3 separate regions of the Homo sapiens genome follow, and all the other regions are linked to region 1. The links are chromatin loops, found by intact Hi-C in ENCODE. Cell type or tissue: PC-9. All regions are shown on one strand. Each heading gives the region's core, and the rest is flanking DNA. Links, peaks and the distances in the headings are about the cores only. Region 1 overlaps LOC105373737 (a long non-coding RNA gene). Region 2 overlaps METTL8 (methyltransferase 8, tRNA N3-cytidine). Region 3 overlaps CYBRD1 (cytochrome b reductase 1).

Region 1 (11,245 bases), core at 2,551-7,550:
CTCCAAAAGCTTAAACCCCTTTTCCTTCGTTTTGCCACATCTCTACAAATACACCATTCTTCGTTACGATGCTACATAACAACTACTCCTGCAAACTACTCATCACTGAGTAGTTTTTATGTAGCATCTTTGTTACGATGCTACATAACAACTACTCCTGCAAGTTACACTCATCACTGAGTTTCTCCCAAATGCATGTGCATTGCACACATTCATAAGCTCTGTTTTTCTCTTGTTAACCTGTCTTTTGTCAGTTCAATTTCTAGGTTCCTAACTGTAGAACCTAGGAGAATAGAAGAAAAGTGGTTTTTTCCTCTGCAGTTTACAGATAAACAAACTGAACCATAATGAGTTTAAGTAATTTGTCTGTAGAATTTCAACCCAGTTCTGTCTAATGCTAAAAATTTATGCTGTTTGCTACATTATGCTGTTTGTCTAAGCAGGTAAATTGTGTCGTTTCAGTAGCACTTAAGCTAGCTGCATATGGCATGGCTGATCCAACTTTTTCTGAAATAATAGACTGCTCTTCTTTCCCTGAGAGATCAAAACCCCCATTATGTGTCTGCCCCATCCACTCCCACTGAAATTGTTCTTTTCAAGGTCTCAAGTGATCTCTTTGTTGCCAAATCTAATGACCATTTTTCTCTTATCTTTTTTGACTCTCAATAGTTTCCCACAAAGTTGACCGCTCTCTTTGTTCTGGAAATAATGTTCTCTCTCAGCTTTTGTGACAAACCATTCTCTTGGGTGTTTTTTTTTTCTTGCCTCCCTGGGCACTCTGTCTCAATTCCCTTTTCTGGCTCTTCCTTCTCTTCCCTACCTCTAAATACTGGGCTTCCTCAGAATGAGGTCTTGAACCAGCTCCTCTTCTCTGTCCACCTCCTGCTGTAGGTGATCTCACCCAGGCCTGGGAAATTAAATGACATCCATATGCTGTTTGCCATTAGTATATCTCCAGCCAAGAAGTCTGCTTACGCTCACATGTCCAACTAACTACTTGATATCTCTACTTGATTGTTTCATTAGTACATCTTTAAAATCTCATTGGGAACTTAATTTCTCCTCTTAAAGACGTCCCTCTCCCAGTGTTTCAGTTACTATTGCTATGTGACAAACCACTTCCAATCTTCATGTGTCAGGACCCCAGACAGGGTACAGTGGGAATGACTTATCTTGACTCCATAGTAGCTGAATCCTCTGCTGGGAAGACTCGGAGGTTGGGGTTGCCTTAACAATAGGGGCTGCAATCATCTGAAGGCCTCTTCATTCACACATCTGGTGGTCAATGCTGGCTGCTGACCGGGACCTTAGCTGGGACTGCTGAATGGAACATTTACACTTCATGTGACTTGGATTCCTTCATAGCGGGGCAGTCTCAGGATAGGTGGGCTTCCTTATTTTTATTTATATGAGGTCTCACTCTGTTGCCCAGGCTAGAATGGGAATGCAGAGGTGTGATTATGGCTCCTGCAGCTTTGAACTCCTGGGCTCAAGTGATCCTCCCTCCTCCGACTTCCTAGTAGCTGGGACTACAGGTGTGAGCCACCGTCCCCAGCTGAGGTGGACTTATTTTTTTTTTTTAAGACGGAGTATCGCTCTGTTGCCTCAGGCTGAATACATTGGCAAGATCTTGGCTCACTGCAACCTCTGCTTTGCGGGTTCAAGCAATTCTCCTGCCTCAGCCTCCCCAGTAGCTGGGATTACAGGCACGTTCCACCATGTCCAGCTGATTTTTGTGTTTATAGTTGAGAGAGAGTTTCACCATGTTGGCCAGGCTGGTCTAGAACTCCCGACCTCGGGCTGGGAGCGGTGGCTCATGCCTGTAATCCCAGCACTTGGAAGGCCGAGGTGGGTGGATCACCTGAGGTCAGGAGTTCAAGACCAGCCTGGCCAACATGGTGAAACCCCATCTCTACTAAAAATACAAAAATTAGCCCGGTGTGGTGGTGTGTGCCTATAATCCCAGCTACTCAGGAGGCTGAGGCAAGATAATCACTTGAACCTGGGAGGCAGAGGTTGCAGTGAGCTGAGACCATACCATTGCATTCCAGCCTGGGCAACAAGCGTGAAACTCTGTCTCAAAAAAAAAAAAAAAAAACAAAAAAAACTCCTGGCCTCAAGTGATCTGCCCACTTCAGCCTCCCAAAGTTTGGGATTACAGGTGTAAGCCACAGAGCCTAGCCTGAGATGGACTTCTTATGTGATAGACCATGCAATGTCCTAGCAGACAAGACAGAGGCTTCCCATGTCCTTTTATGATCTAAATGTGGATGTCCCGGGGTTGGTTCCACTGCTACTCTATTGGTAGAAGCAGCCACACGCATGCCCAGAGTCAAGAGAAGGAGGTGTAGAGATTCCCTCTCGGTGGGTATATTAGTCTGTTCTCACACTACTATAAAGAAATACCTGTACCTGAGACTGGGTAATTTATAAAGAAAACAGGTTTGATTGGCTTATGGTTCCACAGGCTATACAGGAAGCATGGCAACATTTGCTTCAGGGGAGGGCTCGGAAAGCTTCCAGTCATGGCAGAAGGCAAAAGGCGAGTGAAGAGCTTCACATGGCCAGAGCAGGATGAAGTGCTGGGGGTGGGGTGGGAGGGGCGGGTAAGGTGCCACACAGTTTTAAACAAGTAGAACTCATGAGAACTCACTCAGTGTCAGGAGAGCCTCGCCAGGATATGGTGCTAACCCATTCATGAAAGACCACCCCCATGATCCAATCACCTCCCACAAGGCCCCACCTCTGACACTGGGGATTACAATTCAACACAAGATTTGGGTGGGAACACAGATCCAAACCGTATTAATGGGATAAACAGCACAAGTCACTATCACCTGGTACCAACTAACTGGTCTTACTGCTTCCGTATTTGTCCTCCTCCAATACATTTTTCATGTAACAGCCAAAGTGATCTTACTAAAATATGACTAACCTTATTCTCTGCCTTAAAAGCCACTAATGATTTCCCAATGCACTCAGAATAAAATCTTAATTTCTTGTCCCTGCAACCTCATCTACTATCACTCTTCCCTTGACTCAACCACTGTAGAGCATGCCTCTTCTTTTCTACTTCATAGGTTTGTACTTGCTGTTCCCTTTAACTGAAATACTCTTTCCTTCCTTGTCACTGCTTTTCATCCATAGGCCTAGCTTTTTCTCACTCAAGACTTGCCTCTCATGGCCTGACCACTCTGACTAAAGGGACCTTTACTCAATTTAGTCACCTTTTTATTCACTCTTCATCACCCTCTTTTTTTTCTTCAGAACTCTTCAGAATCTGTAAGTATAATATTTATCTGCGTACTTGTTTATTTGGGACTCTCTCATTAGAATGTAAACTCCGTGCGGGTCTTATTAACTAATTTTATCCCCGGCACCTACCATAATCCCTGGCATACAGTAGATGCTGAGAAAATATTTTTTGAATATAACAATAGATAGATAGATAGATAGATAGATAGATAGATAGATAGATAGATAGACAGAGAGAGAGATAGATAGATGATCTAGTCATTCAATGGCAGCAAAAGAAAAGACATTTCCTCCTGAGTGTCTCTTTAGCCAAGAAAAAAATTTCCCTTAAGAAGTCCTTCCCCTTGAGAACCCAGTTCTAATTCCCAGTCTTTTTGAGATTCCGGACATCTGATTCAGGCCCTGAAATGGACCTGGCATCTTGGATCACACTGTTCCTGGAGGAGGCATGTTCATCAAATTATCAAAACAATGTCACCTGCATTCACTTAGAGGCAATGACATAATTAACCTTGCTGGTTTCTGAAGCTCATAGAGGGCTGTGATGGGTTTCCTAGGATCCCCGTTTTCTTTCAGACATCCATTTGCAGCCAGATCTGACCATCCACTTGTAGGTCATCCTTTCTGCAATCATCCTGCAATTCCAAACATTCAAAGACACAGACAATGGTTTACAAACACTTTGGATTTGTTACAACAACACATTCATGCTTTTTCATACCCCCTCATCTATGAGCTATAGGCATCTATGAGCTATAGGCATCTATTTGATTTTGCTCATCTAAAGAGAATCACAATGAAGTGATTTTGAAAGCATTTTGAGACTTTTGCCAATTCCTTTAAGCTTAGTAAACAGCCTCAGGTGTCAAAATGCCAGCACTCCAAATCACCCATCTAAAGATCTCTTGACAAGCTCATTAATACTAAAGGTTGGTTTGCCATTTCATTTGGTCTTATCAAGATGTTATTTTCTCCCCCTTTTATTCACACTGGATCTTCAGCCAAGGAAATGTGCTCCCAGTTTCCCTTCAAGGAAGATTTTTCTTTTGTTGTTTTTCACTGCACTTCTTTTTCTTCGTTTATTTTATTTTTTCTTTTCTTGCTATAGCTTGCCATGTTGCCTCTATGTTTTATTCTTAAGATGGTATTTAAGCCTTTTATATCCTGCTACCTTTATTGATAGCAAAACGGAAGTTTATGTGTCTTTTCCCCTTGAAACTCAGGAAGGATTTGTCAAGTGTGACTTTTTAAGGAAAAAAAAAAAAATCAACTGTATCTGTTTGGCAAAGATTCGCCACCACACTTGCAATTCTCCTCTCCAGTACTTTCCTGGGACTGACAGTTTTTTGGTCTATTTCACTGGCTGCTGTAACATGTTCCCTTATACTGGCTCATTCCCAATGGTTTGGTAGCAAGTCAGATGAATGAGTCATGGTGAACTGGGAAGTAATGTCAACATTCAGAGCCCTTCTCACTCTCCCTCCAGGCTGGCATAGGCCACCTCACATTCTTTACATGTTACAAAGAGCCAGGTAACTGATTCTAACACCTTTTCACCCATCTACAAGTGGAAATTGTGCAACCTCTGTGAGCACACAACAGGGCTGAGACATCTGGAATTTTTCTGCTATTCCTTTCCCCTTGGAGAGTTTACACTGTATTAAATTTAACTTTTCTGATAGCTAAAGAATAGTTTTAGAGTTAGGAAAAAGAGAGAATGAATGTTAATGAGCAACATTTTTACCAGTTCTCTGCAACATTACCCAAATCATTCAACTATCTTATTGCTAAAAAGAATTCTACCAACTTTTCGGGTGGAAATCCTTTGGACTGGTGCCTGATACACCAACTTTGAGAACAATTTAATGTGACTGGGTTTCATTGTTTTCAGTTCCTTCAAAGAAAGGCAAATTTTTTTTTTTTTTTTTTTTTTTTTTGAGACAGAGTCTCGCTCTGTCTCCCAGGCTAGAGTGCAATGGCGCAATCTCGGCTCACTGCAAGCTCCACCTCCCGGGTTCAAGCCGTTCTCTTGCCTCAGCCTCCCAAGTAGCTGCAACTACAAGCGCCCGCCACCACGCCTGGCTAATTTTTTGTACTTTTTTTAGTAGAGACGGGGTTGCACCGTGTTAGCCAGGATGGTCTCCATCTCCTGACCTTGTGATCCACCTGCCTCGGCCTCCCAAAGTGCTGGGATTACAGGCGTGAGCCACCGCGCCTAGATGGGGCAAATGTTTTACTACATCAGATACTTTGTCTTTAGTCAACCGATTTTTTTCTTTTTTTTTTTTTGAAGACAAGGTCTTTTTGAACATTTTATTTTCTTCTAAGTACTCCCTGAAAGTATTCTGTTTTGCAGTGTTCTTCATAATGCTCCATCTGTCCTGGATTTTTAGAAGATTTTTTTTTTAAATCCCCTCAGAAAATTCAATGAAAAAAGGTAAAGGCTTTACTGCCAGTAGATTTTTGTTTCTCTTCTTTCTGGGAAAGAGCCAGTTTGAGCTTAAAAATAGACCTGAGAAATATCTACAGCTTGAGAATCATTCAACCCTCTAATATTTGCTCTAGAATAAAAAGGAGAGTTGATACATCTGATCTCAAATGATCCCCATCGTTATCACCTTTTTATTTCAGATCAAATAATTCACCACAGCAGCCTCCTGGTGAAGCAAATTCCATTATGTTAACCACCTGCTCTCTCTTATTTTTAATTTATACTGACAAAAGAGAGAAGGTGGGAATTTAGGTCATTCCAAGTGTCCCATGTTCAACATTCATCAATTGATGCTGTTTATTATTTATTACCAATGGCAGTTACTGCGATCCTAACACCAGATATCCACTGGGATAAAAATAGTGTGGCAATAAAAAGGAATGACTTATTTTTAAAGTTTTCCTTTTTAAAAAAATTATTGATTACAATTGACATAATAAAATTCACAATATTTAAGTGTACAATGAAAGTGTTTATCATCAGCTGATAAATCTGGAAGTGTTGCTGCTTGAATTTTTAATGACAAATTAGAGTTGTTGATACGAATACATTGGTATTTGGATGTACTTTCAGGGTCAATGTTAAAAGACATTTTAATATGATTTGGATGTTTTGCCTTGGAAGCAGTTCATCTATGCATACAAAATCAATCCTTTTTTTGTTTGTTTGTTTTTAGAGACGGATCTCCCTATGTTGCCCAGGCTGGCCTGCAGTGGGGTTATTCACAGTTATGACCATAGTACACTGGAGCCTCAAACTCCTGGGCTCAAATGATCCTCCTGCCTAAGCCTCCAGAGTAGGTGAGACTATAGACACACACTACCATGCTGGGCCAAAATCAACTCTAAAGAAACTGTGGGTAAATTTCTTTTCTTTTCTTTTTTATTTTTTTGAGACAGGGTCTCATTCTGTCACCCAGGCTAGAGTGCAGTTGCACAATTACCGCTCACTGCAGCCTCGAACTCCTGGGCTCAAGCTATCCTCCTGCCTCAGCTCCTGAGTAACTGGGACTACAGGTGTGTGGCACCACGCCCAGCTAAATTTTTTTTTTTTTTTTTAGTAAAGACAAGGTCTCACTACGTTGCCCAGGCTGGTCTTTAACTCCTGGGCTCAAGTGAGCCTCCTGCCTAGGCCTCTCAAAATGTTGGGATGATAGGCGTGAGCCACTGCACCTGGCCTCGCTCTCCTTCTTAAATAAGTTTTTCCTCTTTTCCTTGGGAACTTAAAGTTTTGATGTAATTTTATCTTTACATTTTCATTTTTATTTTAGATTCAGGGGGGTCCATGTGTAGATTTGTTACAAGAGTATGTCATATGGGGCTGGGGTTTGGGCTTCTTTCTATTGGTCCCATTACCCAGATAGTGAACATAGTCCCCAATAGGAAGGTTTTCAGCCTTGCTCGCCTTTCCTCCTTTTGGAGTCTCCAGTGTCTATTGGTCCCATCTTTATGTCCACATGAATCCAATTATGTAATTTTAAGCTTACAGAAAAGCTGCAAGAATAGTGCAAAGAACTCCCATATACTCTTACTCAAATTCACCAATTTTTATTTTTACTCCAACTTAAATAAATTTAACATTTAGTTTTTTATTTGAGAAAAAAAAAATTAAGGTCTAGCTCTTTCCAAAGTTTGTATTTCCATTTATCTCTAGCCTAACTGGTAGAAAAATAGCAATTAATAGCACTGTTTTACAGCAAGGGAGACTGAGACACAGAGAAGTCTAACAGAACTCTGGGGTCCAGCACCACCTATGGCCAACATAAGGAAGCCAGTCACCACTCAGCTCTGCAGTCTAGCTTGGCAACCTCTAGCCTGACCTCTTCCTGGGATCCCTGGCTCCTATACAAAGCCCTTGCTCCTGACCCTTAGTTTTGATGACTGACATTACCCTTATTGTCCCAATCTTCGATGCGCCTTTTGCCTTTGGCCATTCTGGAGATCACCACACACTCAATTCAGCCCACTAGGGACCTTACCCTGTCTCAGCCCTTAATAGCAGGCAACTTAAAAAGTAGTAGTATTGTCAAATATGCACAACTAGGGATCCCAGGTGTCCTAGCACCTAGAATCATAGAATCAAGAAACACTGGCACTGACGTGACCATGAAATCATTCGGCACAACTCTTGTATCACATGAGGACACTGAGGCCCCAAGAGATTTAATATTTTGTCAGGGTCACATAGTGAAGTGAGCTGGTAGCAAAGGCATGGCTAAAATTCTAGTTTTATGATTTTTTAAACAACATACTGCTGCCTTGTTTTTATTATTATTAACAATTAATCACATGTAAAACAGTATGGCAGTCACTCCAAAAATTAAACATAGAACTACTAGCAATTCTACTTCTGGTATATACCTCAAAGAATTGAAAGTATAGTTTGAACAGATATATTTGTACACTGTATTTATTTATTTTGAGACAGGGTCTTGCTGTCACCCAGCTAGAGTGCAGTGGCATGATCACAGCTCACAGCAGCCTCAACCTCCTGAGCTCAAGCAATCCTCCCACCTCAGCCTCCTGAGTAGTTGGGACCACAGGCACGTGCCATCATGCCCGGCTAATTTATTTTTACTTTTTGCAGAGATGGGATCTCCCTATGTTTCCCAGGCTGGTCTCGAACTCCTGGCCTCAAATGATCCTCCCACCTCAGCCTCCCAAAGTGCTGGGATTACAGGTGTGAGCCACTGTGCCCAGCCTGTGCACTGCATTAATCAGCTCAGACTGCCCGTAAAAGCCACCACAGTCTGGGTGGCTTTAACAACAGAAATTTATTTTCTTTAAGTTCTGGAGGCAAGAAGTCCAAGATCAAGGAGTTATCAGGGCTGGTTTCTGTTGAGGACTCTCCTCCTGGCTTGTAGGCAGCTACCTCTTGCTGCGTCATCACATGGCCTCTTCCCTACACTTGTAGAGAGGGAGAGTGACAGAGGGGTGTCTTTTCTCTTTTTTAAAATAAGGACATCAGTCTTATTGGATTAGGGTCTCACCCTTCTGACCTCATTTAACCTTAATTACCTCCCTAAAAGTCCTGTCTCCAAATACAGTCACTTTGGAAGCTAGGGCCTCAACATATAAATTTTGAGAGGACATGAGTCAGTTCACAACAACTATCTTCTCAGTTTTTTTTTTTTTTTTTTGAGATGGAGTTTCGCTCTTGTTGAACAGGCTGGCGTGCAATGGCGTGATCTCAGCTCACCGCAATCTCGGCCTCCTGAGTTCAAGCAATTCTCCTGCCTCAGCCTCTTGAGTAGCTGGGATTACAGGCCTGTGCCACCACACCTGTCTAATTTTGTATTTTTAGTAGAGACAGGGTTTCTCCATGTTGGTCAGGCTGGCCTCGAACTTCTGACCTCAGGTGATCCGCCCGCCTCAGCCCCCCAAAATGCTGGGATTACAGGCTGAGCCACCACGCCCAGCCTCTTCTCAGTTTTTTGTAAACTAGAACTATTCTAAAAAATAAAATATATTAATAAAAAATTTAGATTCCCTAAGCAACCTAAGTGTCCATTAACAGACAAATGGGTAATGAAAATGTGGTACATATACATGATGAAGTATTATACAGCCATGAATAAAGAATAAGATCCTGTCATTTGCAAAAACATGGATGGAACTGGAGATCATTATGTTAAGTGAAATAATCCAGGCACAGAAAGACAAACTTCACATAATCTCACTGATTTGTGGAAACTAAAAATTAAAACAATTGAACTCATTGAGATAGAGAATAGAAGGTTGGTTAACAGAGGCTGGAATGGTAGTCAGAGGCGGGGTGGAGTGTGGGCATGGTTAATGGGTACAAAAATATAGTTAGAATGAATAAGATCTAGTATTTGATAGCACAACAGGGTGACTACAGTCAACAATAATTTATTGTACATTTAAAAATAACTAAAAGAATATAATTGAATTGTTTGTAACACAAAGGATAAATGCTTTAGGTCATAAATACCCCATTTACCCTGCTGTGAGTATTATGCATTGCCTGTCTGTACTAAAATATCTCATGTATCCCATAAATATATATATACCTACTATGTACCCACAAACATTTTAAAAAAACTTTAGATACCCAAACCAAACTTCTAGAGATAAAAATACATCTGAGATGAAAATACACTGGATGTATTGTGCCATTGGATGGGAATGTAAGTGCCATTGCATGGAAATAATGGTAGATTAAACAATGCAGAAGAAAAAATTATGGATTTTGAAGACACAGCAATAGAAAGTTCACAAGGAGCTGCCTCCACCGTGGGCCTGTGAGAATCGAGGCCCTCGCCAGTGTACCCATGTATCAAAACCAGTTCACGGCCCGGTACCAGTGGATGTTGGTGGTCTATGGGATCAGTTGGTGATCTATGGGATTGGCACCCGGTCTCTGGTGGGCTCAATGGTTTACTTTGGCCAGAAAATGGCGAAGTTGTCAGGTGATGAAGTACAGCAAAAGGATGGCTCAACAAGTGAAGTACCCAGTGAACTATCTGAACCCCCAAAAGGGTTTTATGTGGAAACAATTGTCACAGATAAGGAAGATTTTGTTCCAATTACTGAAAAGATCCTCAACAACTGGAAATCATGGACTGGTGGCCCTGGTGCAGAACCATGACTGGCTACTGAATTCTGAAAACTAAGACTTGGTTCAACATTTAAATTTGATAGATGCCTTGATTCCCATTTTGTGTTTGTGAAACGCATATATATTTAATTTTGCTGTAAAACATAATCACTAATAATATGCAATAAATCTTTTCTTGAAGGAAACTAAAAAAAAAAGAAAGAAAGTTCTCAATGAAACAGAGGGAGAAAAAAAGTCTAAAAAAAAAAACAGTTTCAATAAGCAGTGGAATAAGTTTAAGTAGCCTAATATATATGTAATTGAAGTCCCAAGACAGAGTATACTAATTTGCTAGGGCTACCATAACAAAATACCACAGACTGGGTAGCTTAAATAAAAATTTAAGCTCATGTTTCTGGAGGCTGGAAGTCTAAGATCAAAGTGCTGACAGGTTCTGTTTCTCCCGAGGCCTCTCTCTTTGGCTGGTGGACAGCCACCTTCTTGCTGTCTCCTTTCATGGCCTTTTCTTTGTGTGTGCCTCCCTGTTGTCTCTACCTCTTCTTATATGGACACCAGTCATATTTGATTAGGGTCCCACCCTTATAACTTTAACTTTAATTACCCCTTTAAAGGCCCCATCTTCAAATGCAGATTGAAGGGGGTTAGTTTCAATGTATGAATTCAATCCATAACAGACAGGAAAGAGATAGGAGAACAAAATTTTTTTGAAGAAATAATGGCTGAAAATTGTCCAATTTTGATGAAAACTCTAAACCCAGAGATCCAAGAAGCTCAACAAACCTAAGCACAAGACACAAGAAGAAAACTATACCATGGCACATGATAAATTGTCCAAAGCCAGAGATAAAGAGAAAAACCTTAAAAGCAGCCAGAAGAAAAAAAAAAAGGTTTATAATGTACGGAATAAACAAGATAAGA
Region 2 (11,245 bases), core at 2,810-7,809, 75 kb after region 1:
TTTACCTTAAAAAAAAAAAACTCTCTTTGTAACTCATTCCATGCAGGTAAAAGATTTTCTGCCTAACAAAAAGCAGCCATCTAAGAAGACTTATATTTAGTGAAATCTCTAGTATTTGAGTTTACAATATCAAGCTACTTGTGAAGTGTGTTTGAGCCCAATTACCAGTAACTAGAATGTACTGTAATACTACTATATCTTGATTAATTTGTGGGAATATTCCTCTAGGAATTAAGTGGGGTGGGGGAAGTACAGGGGAGTAACCTAATAAAAGATGTGCATAGCGGCCAGGCGAGGTGGCTCATGCCTGTAATCCCAACATTGGAAGGCCCAGGCAGGAGGACCACTTGAGGCTAGGAATTCAAGATGAGCCTGGACAACAAAGCAAGACCCTGTCTCTACTTAAAAAAAAAATGTGTGTATAGCAGTTCTATTTATATTAGGAAAAAGTGGGGAAAACTCAAATGCCCAACAACATGGGAATGAGCAAGCAAACCATGCAGTTCAAACAGGGTAACCTTATGTAGCAATTTAAAAATAAAAGATAATAAGCGGGGCATGATGGCTCATGCCTACAATACCGGCACTTTGGGAGGCCAGGGAGGGCAGATCACCTGAGGTCAGGAGCTCGAGACCGGCCTGACCAACATGGAGAAACCCCATCTCTACTAAAACTACAAAATTAGCCGGGTGTGGTGGTACATGCCTGTAATCCCAGCTACTCAGGAGGCTGAGGCAGGAGAATTGCTTGAACCCGGGAGGCGGAGGTTGCGGTGAGCTGCGATCGTGCCATTGCACTCCAGCCTGGGCAACAGGAGTGAAACTCCATCTCAATAAATAAATAAATAAATAAATATAAAAAATAAAATAATAAAGGAAAATAATATTAAGAGAAAATACACAGAATAGTATATACATTGATGGCAGCTCTAAAATTTATTTTATAGTCATTCATAACAATAAGTTGAAAATTTGAAGCAATGATAACAATTTAATCATTATTAGGTAGCTCTTTCTTTTGCAAAGCTGTATCTACTTCTTACACAAAGATTAAAGAATCTTAGCTGAATTCTTCATTCAAATTGCCTACAGAATTTCCTCATTTGATGAAAGGTTTGAATTAGAGTAGTATCTCTAAAGTCTGTTTAAGCTCTAAAAATTCTGTGTACTTTCCTATTAAGCGCCATGAATTTATGGAGAACATTAAACATTATCAGTTCTACAGACTACAAAATCTTGGATCAGATTGCCGTTTTAAACATGAGTCTGTACTACTGTTTTAATTTTTACAATTTAAAGAGAAAATGAATCTGTAGTGACGTGACTGCAATCTGGTTCAGAAACCAAACATGTCAAGCATCTAAATTCAACTCTAGCCTATGTAATATTAGAAGGCAATAGTCAGGGTTTGCTAATATACCTATTTTCAAGCCTTTTCCAACTATTTCCCACTCAGGAATTAGGAGAAAAGAAATCAGATAATTACATAAATTATACCAATAATAGTAGCATTAAAAATGACAAGAATAACACATATTACGTGTTTATTATGGGCTACGCACTATGTCAAATGCTTTACTTGGATTTTTCCCCCATTTAATCCTAGCAGTATCTCTCAGATAGATTTTATTATTCCAATTTGCAGAGAAAGAAATTCAATGTCAGAGGAAATAAAGAATTTCCCCAAGGTCACCCAGCCAGAAAGAACAGAGTCAAGACCTAGCCTAAGTCTGCTAAACTCTAAAGCCCACGCTCTCACCCATTACACTACACTGCCTCCCGAACACAAAGTCAATATGAACCCCCTGAAAATCATCTCTGCTTTTCTGATTCATACTTTCTTCTCAATTATGAAGTATCAAGTTGAAATTAAAACCTCAGTGTGGCTTACAATCAGTGTAACTACATTGTAAAAATAATGCTGATTGGAGTTACCCTTCATTAAGACAGATCAGAAATACATAATTAATTAAACTGCATACTTTAAATTATAAGAAATATAAACCATGCAGTTATATGATGAAATGATGAGCAATAGGAACATTAAATGCTCTATGAGAATATATGGGTTTGTGGGACAGAAACAAAACAGAGAAGCAGCACCAGTGTCTGGAATTTGGCTTTCAGCAGCTTCTCCAATCAATGCTGGCAACTCCATAGTTCCCAGTAATGTGTGAGAGCTTCTGAGACCCCACAGCTTGGTCAATCATCATAATTATGATTATGAGACAACAAACACCTTCAGTGTATGATTTAATTTCCTGAACTGCAAGAGTATCTGTGTTAACAGGGGAATTGGAGGAATTACTGCTCTGACCATGAGTAAAAAATTCAGTATCAAGCTGCTGGTAAGGCAGGTCAGGAATGATAAAATAATATAGCGTGGAGAAATCTGCCCTGTCTTCATCTTGTTTAACTGACTTTCTAAACAGGTGTATTAATGACAAATTTTTCTTGGAGGAAAATTTTTTTTCTTTCCTAGGTTGGTGATTCAGAGTTAACTGCTTTATGCCAGTGGCAGTAAGAGGGATGTAGCGATCTGTTTAACTACAGCCCAATGAAGCAACTTCTCAATTATTCACTTATTAAATTCAATATTGCTGAGGGAAAGAAGGAATATGCACGCTAACCATCCTTAAATATTCAGAATTCATTCTGAATCACACTCAACATCACAACTAAGAAATTGAATTAAACCATTTATGTATGACATATATAATATGATTAATATGAATTATGAAAATTTATTCTAAGTTTCCATGTAATAAAAAGCAATTTAAAGTTATTTTTGCACATCAATTACGCAAATACCTGAGCTCTCAAAGTTGGAAATTTCCACACATCAGTGAGAAAATTCATTGTCTAATAAAAGAAAACTCTTAAAAACTATGAAATTAAAAGTATGTTTCTAAGAGCACTGCATAAAATTTTAAACAAGCAAAGCCAACTTATAAACAAATAACCTAAATTTATAAGCATAAAACTTTTAGCTACTCTCTCTATATATTTTTTTCACATAGAACATTTTCTCAATGGTAAGGTATTCACAAAGTAAAGTATAGTGAGACTCATTCTTTTGCTTGACATAGATAACTTTCCATAGGTAGATAGTTAATTACAGGATATTTTAAAGTAAAAATAGCAGCTGCTTTTGTTATTCCATTTAAAAGACTCATTACATTTGCTAAATAACTGAGATATGACACACTGGAGATGTTTTTTAGGAAATTATAAAATATAATTATGTTAACTCAAAAATTGCCAAATGTATCTTTCATTTCTCTGAATTAACTTGCTTTTAAAATAAATTTGAGCTATAGTAAAATTGAAAATAAATTACAAAAAGGAAATGTGGAATTAAAAATCATTAATCTGGGCAATCTTATTGAAAGAAATGAGGGCCTGGATCTATAGTTTTTTTGTTTTTGTTTTTGTTTTTTGAGACAGGGGCTTACTCTGTGCCCAGCCTGGAGTGCAGTGGTGCAATCACAGCTCAGTGCAGCCTTGACCTCCTGGGCTCAAGTGATCCTCCCATCTCAGCCTCCCAAGTAGCTAGGACTACAAGCACGCACAACCACGCCTGGTTAACTTTTAAATTTTTTGTAGAGATGGGGTCTGACTGTTGCTCAGGCTGGTCTCAAATTCCTGGGCTCAAGAGATCCTTCCACCTTGGCCTCCCAAAGTGTTGGGATTACAGGTGTGAGCCACCACATCCGGTCCCAGATGCCATATACATTTTAATCACAAAAATGAAATGTCAACCATCCTGCAGCAAGACTATTATTTGTGATGCATAATTTCTTACTTTCAGATTGTGAGAGTGTTTCCTGACTTCAGTTCTCACCAACAGCTGAGACAATATGTGAGAAATGGGAAATGGGAGTGACAGGAGAGCCTGAGACACACAGAGACCAAAAGAAATGTGCCAGAGAGTTGGCCAGCATGGGAGAACAACCAGTACTTCCTCCCAGTTGCATTAAAATAAAGTGAGATAAGATCAGTAAACAGTGCTCCTGCTGTATAATAATCTGCATATAGAATACTCTGTGATGGGAGAACACTGGCTCTTTCAAAGATTTAGGACTCTCCTAGATAAGAAAAGATGGTGGTTCACAGAGGCACTTGCCGAAGAGCCAGGTCACTGCTTCCTCTGGGGTCTCAGTGTTTGAAAGTAGAGCTTTTAAACAATCTATTTACCTTGACCCATATTCATCAGAGACATTAAATATCAAACCTGAAGCCTCACCCAGGGTGCTGCAGACTGGCACGTCTGTGATCCCTACAGAAATTGCGCTGGATGGCTCTCACTGTAACGTCCTGCCACTCAACATGGTTCCTCAGAACAAAAGTATTCTTCCTTTACCACCCTCCGGGTAGCCTCAGTTATTGCTCTGTGTGCCCTTGCTTACGTGTGATAAGATGGTCACCCCCATAATGTGTTCCTTCTCCCTGCAGTGGTCCCCTGACAGGTATAAAGCCCATCACACTGAAGTGTTACAGAGGGGATGCAGAAGGGACCTAGCAGAAGCCTTTATCTCTTTGAGTCATTTTGAAATGGAATTTTTTGTTCTGTGTCTCTGCAGCAGTCAGAAAACTTGCACAGAAAGAGACTGGACATACTAATAAGCAAATCAAATGCTTCAAAGTGGTATCATCAACCCTCTCCTGCCTGCCTTTCCTGCTTCTACAGAGAGAGGCCAGTCACCACCTTTCTATTTCAGTCACACTACGTACGGTTCTATGGGAACTGTCATTTTCCTTTACTGCGGTTTCCAAGGCCCTAAAATAACCTTCTCATTAGCTTCACCAAGTTCATTGTTAACATAAATAGGACAAAATAGGCAGCCACATACAAACGACTTTAAGGGAACACTATCAGCACTGCTCATCTATTTATGTTCTAAATGGAAATATTCAAAATAGGGCAAAAAAATCCTTGGTTTTTCATATTATCAGGAAATATATTGTGGATAATTTTTAACTTCCTGGAAATGAATTAAGATGGCTGACAACTTTTAATTCAGTTTAGGCTTGACTCTGTCTGTCACATCCAGGTGGCCACCAGCAGAAGCTTGAGTAATGTGGAAAATATGTCTGTGCAGCTGCTGGCAAAGAAGCACAGTTATACTTCTTCAGAAACAGTGTGACAGAGTTCCTGCAAAGGAATGCAATATTGGCTGATTTGTAAGCAGTACTGCCACTGGTATGCACCCTCGAATCCAACCCTAATACTCTCTGGCCATATTCCCCTCAAAGACTTCGTGGTTGAAGCTCATAAAAATAGAATGATGTCATTGTGGATCAGGTGCTCTTCATTTCTGTCCACTCTCCAGGATACAATAAGGAGCTTAGGAGGAGGATGGAGAACTGGCTCTACGGAATAGCAAGTGATACCAGAAGATAAGATAGGTAGGCACTGCCCTCTTCACTAGGTAAGGGCAGCTAATGAGGGCAGTCTCATTAGCTTAGGCTCCCCAACTACTGTTGCTTCAAACTTTGGCCTCAATTTGTAGACTAAAGTCACCAGAACAATAGTTAACTACCAGTGGGATTAGTGATCTTCCTTATACTTGGTTTACACAGAGGAATGCTAACATCTTTCCCTGGGGAGTTCCAGGACAGCTGATCAATCTAGAAACAAAATTCAATCTCAGGGGTTGGAAACCTTTTTCTGTAATGGGCCAGATAGTATTTTAGTCTCTGTGGGCCAGCTGCAGCAGTCTTTGTTGCAACTACTCAACACTGTGACTATAGCTCAAAAGTGACCATAGACAGTATGTCAACAAATGAGTGTGTCTGTGTTCCAATAAACTTTATTCACAAAAACAGGCAGCAGGCTGGATTTCGACCATAGACTAGTTTGCTGACCCTTGCTTCATCTAACGGTTACACTGATGTTGCCACAAGAGTGACCAAAAAATGATAACCAGAACCAAGTTGTTCTGGCAAAACTAATCTATTGTATTAGAAGCCAGAATAGTGGCTCTTATGGGCCACTATTTGTGGGATTAGTGGGGTCAGGGATCAGGGGGAGTACTGTAATTGGGAAGAAGCACATGGAAGCTTCTGGATTAATAGTAATATTCTGTTTCTTGATATGGTTGATGTTTACATAGGTGTGTTAACTTCGTGAAAATTCATTGAACTATGCGAGAATTCATTGATGAGTTGTATAAATTTCTGTGTCTATTTTATAAACTATTTTTAAAAAGAAAAAAAAAGAACCAACATGTTCTAAGGGAGAAATCATTTTAAGAAAAATAAGGCAGAAAGTCCTATAGAGAGAATATAAGAGTTGGGTAAAGTGTCTGTGGGTTCCCAGCTGTGCAATGAGGATGATGCAGGCCAAGTTCTTTTGTTTGTAGTGTGCTTTTTAAAAAAATTGTGATTACAAACCACATAATGTAAAATTTAACATCTTAACTATTTTAAAATGTATAGTTCAGTACTGTTGAGTATATTCATATTGTTGTGAAACAGACCTCCAGGATGTTTTTATCTTGCTAAACTATTAACTACATACCAATTAAATGACAACTCCCCCTTTTATGAAATAACATGAGGTTAAAAAAGTAGATCCCCAAATTATATATGTATTATAATTACAACTGCTTAAAATTATATACACATTGGGTAAAAGTTCTAAATGATGAGCTAAAAACAATTATGTTAGAACAGTAGGATTAAGAGGCAATTGTCCTAAATTTTCTTAATATTTCCCCCATTTCCCGAGCCCTTGGCAACCACCATTTTTCGTTCTATGAATCTGACTACTTTAGATGTCTCAAATAAGTGGAATCATACAGTATCTGTCTTTTTGTGGTGGCTTATTTCACTTAGCATCACGTCCTCAAGGTCCATCCATGTTGTAGTATGTGACAGGATTTCTTTCCTTTTTAAGCCAGAACACGATTCCATTTTATGTATATACCACATTTGTTTTAACCATTCATCTGATGATGGGCATTTTAGGGTACTTCCACCTTTTGCCTATTGTGAATAGTGCTGCTATGAACATAGGTGTGCAAATGTCTCTTTGAGACTTTGCTTTCAAATCTTTTGCATATAACCCAGAGGTGGGATTGCTGGGTCATATGGCAGTTCTATTTTTTATTTTTTTAGGAACTTCCATACTGTTTTCCATAGTAGCCACACCATTTTACAATCTTACCAACAATACACAAGGGCTCCAATTTCTCCAAAGCCTTGTCAATGCCTGTCATTGTCAGGTTTATAAAACATTTATTTATTTTTATTGATATATAATAGATATAAATATTTTCAGAGTACATGTGATAATTTAATACCTTCTAATCAGTGTAACTGGTATATCCATCAACCTAAATATTTGTCTTTTCTTTTATTATTGTTATACTTTAAGTTCTAAGGTACATGTGCACAACATGCAAGTTTGTTACACATGTATACTTGTGCCATGTTGGTGTGCTGCACCCATTAACTCGTCATTTACATTAGGTATATCTCCTAATGCTATCCCTCCCCACTCCCGCCACCCCACAATAGGCCCCAGTGTGTGATGTTCCCCATCCTGTGTCCAAGTGTTCCCATTGTTCAATTCCCACCTATGAGTGAGAATATGTGGTGTTTGCTTTTCTGTCCTCGCGACAGTTTGCTCAGAATGATGGTTTCCAGCTTCATCCACGTCCCTACAAAGGACATGAACTCATCCTTTTTTATAGCTGCATAGTATTCCACGGTGTATATGTGCCACATTTTCTTCATCCAGTCTATCACTGATGGACATTTGGGTTGGTTCTAAGTCTTTGCTACTGTGAATAGTGCCACAATAAACATACGTGTGCATGTGTCTTTATAGCAGCATGATTTATAATCCTTTGGGTATATACCCAGTAATGGGATGACTGGGTCAAATGATATTTCTAGTTCTAGATCCTTGAGGAATCGCCACACTATCTTCCACAATGGTTGAACTAGTTTACAGTCCCACCGACAGTTTAAAAGTGTTCCTATTTCTCCACATCCTCTCCAGCACCTGCTGTTTCCTGACTTTTTAATGATTGCCATTCTAACTGGTGTGAGATGGTATCTCATTGTGGTTTTGATTTGCATTTCCCTGACGGCCAGTGATGATGAGCATTTTTTCATATGTCTGTTGGCTACATAAATGTCTTCTTTTGAGAAGTGTCTATTCATATCCTTTGCCCACTTTTTGATGGGGTTGTTTGATTTTTTCTTGTAAATTTGTTTAAGTTCTTCACAGATTCTGGATATTAGCCCTTTGTCAGATGGGTAGATTGCAAAAATTTTCTCCCATTCTGTAGGTTGCCTGTTCACTCTGATGGTAGTTTCTTTTGCTGTGCAGAAGCTCTTTAGTTTAATTAGATCACATTTGTCAACTTTGGCTTTTGTTGTCATTGCTTTTGGTGTTTTAGACATGAAGTCCTTGCCCATGCCTATGTCCTGAATGGTATTGCCTAGGTTTTCTTCTAGGGTTTTTATGGTTTTAGGACTAACATTTAAGTCTTTAATCCATCTTGAATTAATTTTTGTATAAGGTATAAGGAAGGGATCCAGTTCCAGCTTTCTAATATGGCTAGCCAGTTTTCCCAGCACCATTTATTAAATAGGGAATCCTTTCCCCATTTCTTGTTTTTGTCAGGTTTGTCAAAGATCAGATGGTTATAGATGTGTGGTATTATTTCTGAGGGCTCTGTTCTGTTCCATTGGTCTATATCTCTGTTTTGGTACCAGTACCATGCTGTTTTGGTTACTGTAGGCTTGTAGTATAGTTTGAAGTCAGGTAGCGTGATGCCTCCAGGTTTGCTCTTTTTGCTTAGGATTGACTTGGCAATGTGGGCTCTTTTTTGTTTCCATATGAACTTTCAAGTAGTTTTTTCCAATTCTGTGAAGAAAGTCATTGGCAGCTTGATGGGGATGGCATTGAATCTATAAATTACCTTGGGCAGTATGGCCATTTTCATGCTATTGATTCTTCCTATCCATGAGCATGGAATGTTCTTCCATTTGTTTGTGTCCTCTTTTATTTTGTTGAGCAGTGGTTGGTAGTTCTCCTTGAAGAGGTCCTTCACATCCCTTGTAATTTGGATTCCTAGGTATTTTATTCTCTTTGAAGCAATTGTGAATGGGAGTTCACTCATGATTTGGCTCTCTGTTTGTCTGTTATTGGTGTATAGGAATGCTTGTGATTTTTGCACATTGATTTTGTATCCTGAGACTTTGCTGATGTTGCTTATCAGCTTAAGGAGATTTTGGGCTGAGACAATGGGGTTTTCTAAATATACAATCATGTCATCTGCAAATAGGGAAAATTTGACTTTCTCTTTTCCTAATTGAATTCCCTTTCTTTCTCTTGCCTGATTGCCCTGGCCAGAACTTCCAACACTATGTTGAGTAAGAGTGGTGAGAGAGGACATCCCTGTTTTGTGCCAGTTTTCAAAGGGAATGCTTCCAGTTTCTGCCCGTACGTATGATATTGACTGTGAGTTTGTCATAAATAGCTCTTATTATTTTGAGATATGTCCCATCAATACCTAATTTATTGAGAGTTGTTTTAGCAAGAAGGGCTGTTGAATTTTGTTGAAGGCCTTTTCTGCATCCATTGAGATAATCATGTGGTTTTTATCTTTCCTTCTGTTAATATGTTGGATTACGTTTATGGATTTGTGTATGTTGAACCAGCCTTGCATCCCAGGGATGAAGCCCATTTGGTCATGGTGGATAAGCTTTTTGATGTGCTCCTGGATTCAGTTTGCCAGTATTTTATTTAGGATTTTCACATCAATGTTCATCAGGGATCAGGGATATTGGTCTAAAATTCTCTTTTTTTGTTGTGTCTCTGCCAGGCTTTGGTATCAGGATGATGCTGGCCTCATAAAATGAGTTAGGGAGGATTCCCTCTTTTTCTATTGATTGGAATAGTTTCAGAAGGAATGGTACCAGCTCCTCCTTGTACCTCTGGTAGAATTCGGCTGTGAATCCATCTGGTCCTGGACTTTTTTTGGTTGGTAGGCTCTTAATTATTGCCTCAATTTCAGAACCTGTTATTGGTCTATTCAGGGATTCAACTTCTTCCTGGTTTAGTCTTGAGAGGGTATAAGTGTCCAGGAATTTATCCATTTCTTCTAGATTTTCTAGTTTATTTGCATAGAGGTGTTTACAGTATACTCTGATGGTAGTTTGTATTTCTGTGGGATCAGTGGTGATATCCCCTTTATCATTTTTTATTGCATCTGTTTGATTCTTCTCTCTTTTCTTCTTTATTAGTCTTGCTAGCGGTCTATCAATTTTGTTGATCTTTTCAAAAAACCAGCTCCTGGATTCATTGATTTTTTGAAGGGTTTTTTGTGTCTCTATCTCCTTCAGTTCTGCTCTGATCTTAGTTATTTCTTGCCTTCTGCTAGCTTTTGAATGTGTTTGCTCTTGCTTCTCTAGTTCTTTTAATTGTGATGTTAGGGTGTCAATTTTAGATCTTTCCTGCTTTCTCTTGTGGGCCTTTAGTGCTATAAATTTCCCTCTACACACTGCTTTAAATGTGTCCCAGAGATTCTGGTATGTTGTATCTTTGTTCTCATTGGTTTCAAAGAACATCTTTATTTCTGCCTTCATTTCATTATGTACCCAGTAGTCACTCAGGAGCAGCTTGTGCAGTTTCCGTGTAGTTGGGTGGTTTGGGTGAGTTTCTTAATCCTGAGTTCTAGTTTGATTGCACTGTGGTCTGAGCGACTGTTTGTTATAATTTCTGTTCTTTTACATTTGCCGAGGAGTGCTTTACTTCTAACTATGTGGTCAATTTTGGAATAAGTGTGATGTGGTGCTGAGAAGAATGTATGTTCTGTTGATCTGGGGTGGAGAGTTCTGTAGATGTCTATTAGGTCCACTTGCTGCAGAGCTGAGTTCAATTTCTGGATATCGTTGTTAACTTTCTGTCTCATTGATCTGTCTAATGTTGACAGTGGGGTGTTAAAGTCTTCCATTATTACTGTGTGGGAGTCTCTTTGTAGGTCTCTAAGGACTTGCTTTATGAATTTGGGTGCTCCTGTATTGGGTGCATATATATTCAGGATAGTTAGCTCTTCTTGTTGAATTGATCCCTTTACCATCATGTAATGGCCTTTGTCTCTTCTGATCTTTGTTGGTTTAAAGTCTGTTTTATCAGAGACTAGGATTGCAACCCCTGCTTTTTTTTGTTTTCCATTTGCTTGGTAGATCTTCCTCCATCCCTTTATTTTGAGCCTATGTGTGT
Region 3 (8,034 bases), core at 1-5,000, 260 kb after region 1:
TCAGCCAGTTTAAAAGCACTGGCTTAGTCAACCTCCAGGAAGAATGGACATCATATTGCACTGGAAACGCATCTTTATTCTGAGGCCTCTAGCTGATGAGAATGTTGCTGCTTAAGTACAATCTGTACCTCCTCTTCCCTTCATCCCAGTTCTCCCTCCTTTTTCTGCATCATTAAGTTTCTCCCCCAACTGGCTTATTTCCAACATGTTATAATTTCTATCATCTTCGAAAACAAAACAAAGCAAAACAAAACAAAATCACTCTTGACCCTGTATATCCCTCAGCTACTGCCTCAGTTCTCTGCTTGCCTTACTATGAACTTTTGAAATTTTTGTCCATACCTGCAGTTTCTAGTTCCTTTCTTCCTGTTCTTTCTCGAGCCGGTTCCAATTAGGTTTTCATCTCCTGCTCCACCAAAATTGTGCTTAATATGGTAGCTAATGACTACCATGTCACTAATTCCATTGGTCAATTCTCAGTCCTAATAGTGTTTGAGTGGAAGGCAGCATTTGACATAATTGACCCCTCACTCCTCCTTGGGGCACTTTATTTTATTTTATTTTTTTTGAGATGGAGTTTTGCTCTTGTTGCCCAGGCTGGAGTGCAATGGTGTGATTTGAGCTCACCGCAAACTCTGCCTCCCGGGTTCAAGCGATTCTCCTGCCTCAGCCTCCAGAGTAGCTGGGATTACAGGTATGCACCACGATGCCCAGCTAATTTTGTATTTTTAGTAGAGATGGGGTTTCTCCACGTTGGTCAGGCTGGTCTTGAACTCCCGACCTCAGGTGATCTACCCGCCTCAGCCTCCCAAAGTGCTGGGATTAGAAGTGTGAGCCACCACGTCTGGCCGGGACACTTTCTTTACTTGGCTTCTCTTTCTTCACCTGGTAAGTTGGGTGGCTTCCAGGACACCTGATTCTCATGGCTCTTCTCTCTTTCCTGGCTGCCCCATCCTCAGTCTCCTTTGCTGGTTCTTCCTCATCTTCCTGATGACGGCAGGTTAGAGTGCTCAAGCCTCAGTCTTCTGACCACTTCTTTTTTTCTACACTCACTTCTTTGGTGGTCAATCTTATCCAGTCTCTTCTTCGCTTTAAGTACTATCTATACACTGAACCCTCTCAAATTTGTATATTCAGCCCAGACTCTTCCCTGAACTCCAAATCCAAATATCTGTTTGCCTACTCAAACTCTCTACTTGAATATCAGATAGGCATGTCCAAATCTCAGCTCTTGATCTTCCTCATGCCTGCAAAACCAACTCCTCCCATAGGTTCCACCATCTCAGTAAATGGCAACTTTATCCTTGTAGTCGTTCAGGACGAAATTATGCAGTCATCTGTGATTCTTCTCTTCCATACTTCTCAGCCATTTCACTAGAAAATCTTATAGACTCTGAATTCAAAATACAGTATTATCTAAATTCTGATCACTGACTATTAATTTATTGTCTGTCTTCTCCTACTAGAATATAAACTCCCAGAAGGAAGGGATTTTGTCTGTTTTCTTCAATGCTGTATCCATAGCATTACCCAACACATAATAAACATTCAATGAATATTTACTAAATTGATGGAAGTTTGGCCAGTTCTTTAAACCAGAGGGTCACACCAACAAGGATTGGAGTACAAAGTAAATAGGTGAAGTAGATTTAGTATACAGCACCCACCAGGGTGTCTTTCTGGATTCAACTAAACATTCAGACACGAGAAACTGCTGCCAGGGGCGGTGGCTCATGCCTGTAATCCCAGCACTTTGGGAGGCCAAGGCAGGTGGATCACCTGAGGTCGGGAGTTCGAGACCAGCCTGACCAACATGGAGAAACCCCATCTCTACTAAAAATACAAAATTAGCCGGGCAGGGTGGTGCATACCTGTAATCCCAGCTACCCAGGAGGCTGAGGCAGGAGAATCGCTTGAACCCAGGAGACAGAGGTTGCGGTGAGCTGAGATCATGCCATTGCACTCCAGCCTGGGCAACAAGAGTGAAACTCTGTCTCAAAAAAAAAAAAAAAAAAAAAAAAGACATGAGAGACTATTAAGACCATACTGAACACCAGTCTACTCAGAAGGATGTAGGACAGAAGTCAGAGCTTGCTGGCAGGACAGTGGCTGGGCAGTGGCAGTGGGCATCCTTGCAGCAGCAGTCATCATAGCCCTCAGTAAGCTATCCTTTCCTCAGGTAACAGCTCAGGCACCAGGAGATGAGATCTGCACTGGTGAGATCAGAGCTTAAAGTCCCCTTGCCCCATAGGAACCACTGTCTTTTGTAGTACTCTGTATACCTACTTCTATGATCCCTGCAAGGGATAGGTAGTGGGTTGAACAGTGCCCCCCAAAAAGGTATGTCTAAATCCTAATCCCAGGTATCCATGAATGTGACCTTACTTGGAAATAGGATCTTTGCAGATGTTAACTATGGATCTCAAGATGAGGTCACCCTGGATTTAGACTGGGCTCTAAATCCTATGATTGGTGCCCTTATAAGAGAAAGGAGAAGGAGATTTGAGACAAAGACACACAGAGAAGAAGGCTATGTGAAGACAGGCAGAGATTGGAGTGATGTGGCCACAAGCCAAGGAAAATGGAGAATTGTTGGCTCCCCTAGAGGCCGAAGAGGGTATGGCATGGCTTCTCCCTCAGGACCATCCTGCTATTATAACACCTTGATTTTTAATTTCTGGCCTCCAGAACTGAGAGATAATAAATATGTTGTTTTAAGTTACTAGATTTCTGGTAATTTGTTATGGTAGCTCTAGGGGATTAATATAGGCTATAACAGTTATCACTGCACTCTGGGAAGCCCAAAGTATTGGCATCGTCATCAGGTATTTACAGATTTTTCATTGTTTCTCTCAGTCCAGACACAGTTTACCAATTGGGTCAGTTTTTATTATAACCAGCGTTGCCTAATAACTGGTGACAAACCACTTATCTGTTTACTAAGGCAGTTAATTAAAGGTCAAATCCTCATGCAGCAGAGTATAGGTGTACACTTGTGTGAGAGGTGGGAACTGTAGGGAACTAGAGAGTGCTCACTCCTGGCAAAACAGGAAGCTTCCACTTAGCCCCAGTGGATCGTGGCTACGTGAGGATGCCAGTTCAAGGTTGCCAGGGCTTCTCATTCTCCCGAGAGAATCCAGGTTTTTAAAAAATTGGTTCAAACAAAAAGTAAACCAGCCACAAAAACAAAACCTCCAAAACATTGGGCTGATCAAACAAAACAACATCTTTGGACCAAATTCCAGTCCATAGCTTCCAGTTTACAGGTGACTCCTGCTAGGGTTTTCTGACTTGACTTTGCAAGGTTTTAAATTTTTCCCTTAAAAGGTAGAACATTCTTCCTTTTTAAGAAAGATAGAGGGCCAGGCACAGTGGCTCATGCCTGTAATCCCAGGACTTTGGGAAGCCAAGTAGGGAGACAAGCCTGGGCAACATGGTGAAACCCCATCTCTACAAAAAAAAATACAAAAATTAGCCAGGCGTGCTGGTGTGTGTTGGTAAGTCCCAGCTACTCAGGAGGCTGAGGCTGGAAGATCACTTGAGCCTGGGAGGTTGAGGCTGCAGTGAGCCATGACCATGCCACTGCACTCCAGCCTGGGGACAGAACAAGACCCTGTCTCAAAAAAAAAAAAAAAAAAGAAAGACTAGAAATCTTTGTTATAACTTTTTTCTTTATATAGAGACTTCCTTAAAAGGTCAAAACAAGCTTTGAAATGACTATACAGACTTTGGCTGTACTTTTCTAAGTTTTTGTTGTTGTTCATTCAATTTCTTCATATTATCCTATCCATTTAATTAACATATTTATTAAGTACTTACTGTGTACCAGACACTGTGTAAAACAAGTAAGATACAGCTCGGTCTGCAAGCTGTTCCCATTTAATTTGGTTGGACACGAGTTATGGTTTCTTTCTTTTTGCTTGTTTGTTTTGATACAGGGTCTTGCTCTGTCAGCCAGGCTGGAGTGTAGTGGCGAAATCATGACTCACTGCAGCCTCGACCTCCCGGGCCCAAGTGATTCTTCCACCCCTCTCAAAGTGCTGGGATTACAGTTGTGAACCACCGCACCGTCCCAGCTCAAATTATGATGGGGTTTTTTGTTGTTTTGTTTAGAAATGTAGGTTATATTGATCCTTAAATATTTAGAGCTGGCTGGGACCTTAAGTTCTACCCTTCATTTTAGAGACCAAATGTCTGGCCAGGGTCAGACAACCAGGTAGTATCAAAGCCAGTACTCTTTCTAACCTGTCATAATATTGATATGAGGCACAAGAAAATATAGCTGATCTTTCTGAAAACACACAATTTCTGAATATTTTTAAATGTGTAGTCAATTAATTGAATTTTTTTCTTTTTCTACATGTATTTGGTACCAAGTAGCTGCCTTTGCGAGGATTTTAATCACTCAGAGATGTTTCTAGGGCTAAAAATATCTTCCAAATCATCTGAATCACTTCCTTCATTTTGACTTTCCAGAGATTTTCAGTTTCATGACATTCGTGCTGTGAGACAGTTTGAATGCACAGACATGTTTCAAAGCTCTGATTCTCTTTGACAGCCACTGCAGGAATCTTTTCAAGAAGTTTATTTAAAGAAGATTCTCTGCTTTTTCATTTAAACTTAAGGTCCTTTGGATAGAATCTGGTAAGCTCTTGCGTGCAGAGGGAAATGAGTTGTGGAGACTGATAATCCTGTTCTGAGCATTCTGCCAAGGAGAGTGAAATAATACTTTATTCAAAGAGGGAAGGGAAGTGTAATGAGCACACCATGTTTAAGTAGAATTCATAAGTGTTTTAAAATTCCAGTGTACTTCAAACTCAATAACTTACTCTTATTTTATTTTTGAATTCACTTCAAGTTGTTAAGTGGGTCCAAGTGCAGAATGCTTTTTACTTATTTGAAAGGGCCATTTGGTCTTCTATTAGCTAATACTTGCATCAGCAGTACAATTTTTCTTGAGTTTTTTGATTTGTGCATTTTATGGGCCTGGCATGGTGGCTTATGCCTGTAATTCTAGCACTTTGGGAGGCTGAGGCAGGAGAATCACTTGAGCCCAGGAGCTGGAGACCAGCCTGAACATCACGGCAAAACCCTGTCTCTACAAAAAAATACAAAAATTAGCCGGGCATGGTGGTGTGCACCTGTAATCCCAGCTATTTGGGAGGCTGAGGCAGGAGAATATCTTGAGCCCAGGAAGCAGAGGTTGCAGTGAGCCAAGATCATGCCACTGCACTCCAGCTTGGGCGACATAGTGAGACTCTGTCTCAAAAAAAAAGAAGACTAAAAAATAAGTATGTGAGGTGATGGATATGTTAATTAGCTTGATTTAACCATTTCACGATGTGTGTGTGTGTGTGTGTGTGTGTGTGTGTGTGTGTATGGAAACATGTTGTATAGCACAAATATATGCAATTTTTAATTGTCAAGTCTCTAAATTAAAAAAATAAATTTTAAAAAAAGTAAAAGAGGATTTGCTCATTTGCTGGCAATACTGAATGAACTACTGTGCTTTATTAGCAATTATTCCTGTGCTTTATTTAGAATTATTTGGGCCGGGCATGGTGGCTCACGCCTGTAATCCCAGCACTTTGGGAGGCCAAGGTGGGCAGATCACTTGAGGTCAGGAGTTCGAGACGAGCCTGGCCAACATGGTGATACTCTATCTCTACTAAAAATACAAAAATTAGCCGGGCATGGTAGTGCTGGTCTGTAATCCCAGCTACTCTGGAGGCTGAGGCATGAGAATTGCTTGAACCCGGGAATCCGAGGTTGCAGTGAGCCGAGATCCCGCCACTGCACTCTAGCCTGGGTGCAAAGAGAGAGACTCTGTCTCAGAAAACAAAAACAAAAACATACTTACTGAATTCCTACTATATGCCAAGCTCTATGCTAAATACTGGGATGTGACAGTGAACAAGATAGACATGTTCCCGCCTTCATGAATCACAAGATTTAAACACAGAAGAACTAGAGTCAAAATGTTTTCCATGTTTGGGGACATTTCTCTCCCTCTAAGCACTCTTCCCCTACCACACACACTTTGACAGATTCTAAATTTGCATTGCCTGCTCTAAGACAAACTTGTGTATATAAATAGTTTTGTAATGGTATATGGATGGAAAGCTGGTGTCAAACCAGAGATTACATTTTAGAGAGTATACATTTTCACATATTCCCAAGTTTTGGTTATGCAACAAGGAGCTGAGACATTTTCTTTTCTTTTCTTTCTTTCTTTCTTTTTTTTTTTTTTTTTGAGACAGAAACTCCAGCTCTGTTGCCCAGGTTGGAGTGCAGTGGCTCACTGGGACTACAGGTGTGAGCCACCATGCCCGGCTAATTTTTCTATTTTTTTATAGAGACAGGGTTTCACCACATTGGCCAGGATGGTCTTGAAATCCCGACCTTAAGAGATCCGCCTGTCTTGGCCTCCCAAAGTTCTGGGATTACAGGCGTGAGCCACCACACCCAGCCGACATTTTCTAATAATTAAACCCAAATTCAAGTTACTGTATTTTTCTCTTCATTGTCTTAAGATAATTATACACAGGTATTCACTTCTTCCTCCCTCCCTTTCTTTCTTTTTAAGTTTGTCATGCTAGCATGTTCCACCATCAATATCTTTTCTTTTAAAGGATTTAAAGTGTATTTCTCATCTATAATGTTTGTATTTCCCCTCATTTTCTGGGAGAAATGGAATGCCAACTACAGCCTCTAACAGCAAAGCCTTGTTTCCGTCACAAGTAGCTGTTTTATACCATTTCCCCTTCTTGTGGGCTTAGGGGACCTTTTTCTTCCTTCTCATTGAACCTCAGGAATGGTGTCTAGGTAAGTGCCAAGCCAAAGAAGCAAGAAATATTTAAATTCCGCTCTCCAGGCAGTTTTTATAACTGTTGAGAATAGATTCTTGTTTAGGAAATATGGCTTGGTTTGTTAAGATTGCCCTTTTCTCCCAAAGTCCACCATATTTCAGTTACTTATACATTTTAAAAAGCATGTAAACAGCTTATGCAAATGCAACATTTTGCATTTATCCTTCATTTATCCAGAGAGCATTTTGAAGCATATTGAGCTTTGCAGCAGAGCCTCTATGTAGCCAGGATAGATGCTGTGAAAACTCCATGTGCTAGAGGTCACCTGCCTCACTTCTGTGAGAGCCCCTCAAATCTCTGCGAGCCACCTATTGAGTAGGTAAGACTAATTGGCTAGTGGGTTTGCAGGCTTATGGAAATATTGTTTTAACTTTAAAACTGGAATGAGCTCTTTCAACCATAAGAAAAAACATAATAGATCCCTAAGTACCCACGACCCAGATTTAACAGATGTTAAGATTTTCAGCAACATAAAATTTTATAAGCTGTTAGCTGGGTGTAGTGGCACACACCTGTAATCCCAGTTACAGTGGAGGCTGAGATGGGAGGATGGCTTGAGCCCAGGAGGCAGAAGTTGCAGTGAGCCAAGATTGCGCCACTACACTCCAGCCTGGGTGACAGAGTGAGACCCTGTCTCAAAATAGATGAATGAATAAATAAAAATAAGACATTTTATAAGCTAAAACTTAGAGCTGGTGGGAACCAAGGATGAGACAAAGTGATGGAGGAGAGAGGTTGGAAGTAGGTGCCCTAACTCAAGCCAGAAACAAAACGAGATAGAAAAACTCTGAGAGAGACCCAGGGACTCTCAAACCATAATTGTATGGGCTCATTTGGATCAGAGGTGAGCACCTCTCCTGCTTCAGAAACCCCTAAGGGCTTCCCTTTAGAGTAACAGGATAATAATTGGTGTTTGATTGATGACCCCAAATGATCAATAAAAGACTGAATATATTCTATTCATTCTACTGCTGGACAGGGAAAGCTAGCGTGCAGCCAATTTGCGTAAATGTAAAAGGTTTTTAAAAATCAAGTTTTGACACTCAGAGGGGGCAAAGTTCAGTTTTACAGCAAATTTGACACATTTCTCTGTGATGCTTCATAGCATTAGAAAGAGTAAGAAGTCTTCACTGGGAACACGGTTGTCTTTGAATTTTTGGCTTTA

Evidence for each region. Peaks named below come from ENCODE experiments on the same cell type or tissue, not always from the same donor. Only the 100,000 strongest peaks of a DNase experiment are listed, where the experiment ranks them.
Region 2: it touches region 1 in a loop (10-fold over the local background); 1 of 110 quality-filtered maps calls a loop at or near these places.
Region 3: a loop joins it to region 1, with 3 times the contacts of the local background. A loop is called at or near these places in 1 of 110 quality-filtered maps.

The regions. Positions count from the first base shown.
Region 1 is chr2:171,267,453-171,278,697 of GRCh38, forward strand. It overlaps LOC105373737 (a long non-coding RNA gene), which reads right to left. Exons shown (of 3, transcript XR_923573.3): 2 at 3,767-3,890; 3 at 1-1,320. It also overlaps the pseudogene LOC124906093. Among named protein-coding and RNA genes, the nearest start is that of TLK1, 110 kb to the left of the region's middle. In PC-9, for the core only: no CTCF peak of the experiment used is centred there; DNase peaks (open chromatin) are centred at 4,119 and 4,749; H3K4me3 peaks cover 1,635 bases; H3K27ac peaks cover 3,846 bases.
Region 2 is chr2:171,342,608-171,353,852 of GRCh38, forward strand. The region is part of intron 3 of METTL8 (methyltransferase 8, tRNA N3-cytidine); the gene reads right to left. Among named protein-coding and RNA genes, the nearest start is that of METTL8, 86 kb to the right of the region's middle. RefSeq lists an enhancer at 4,640-4,689. In PC-9, for the core only: no CTCF peak of the experiment used is centred there; DNase peaks (open chromatin) are centred at 3,994 and 5,174; H3K27ac peaks cover 1,564 bases.
Region 3 is chr2:171,527,535-171,535,568 of GRCh38, forward strand. All of the region lies in intron 1 of CYBRD1 (cytochrome b reductase 1), which reads left to right. Among named protein-coding and RNA genes, the nearest start is that of CYBRD1, 9.1 kb to the left of the region's middle. In PC-9, for the core only: CTCF peaks have their summits at 2,602 and 2,805; no DNase peak of the experiment used is centred there.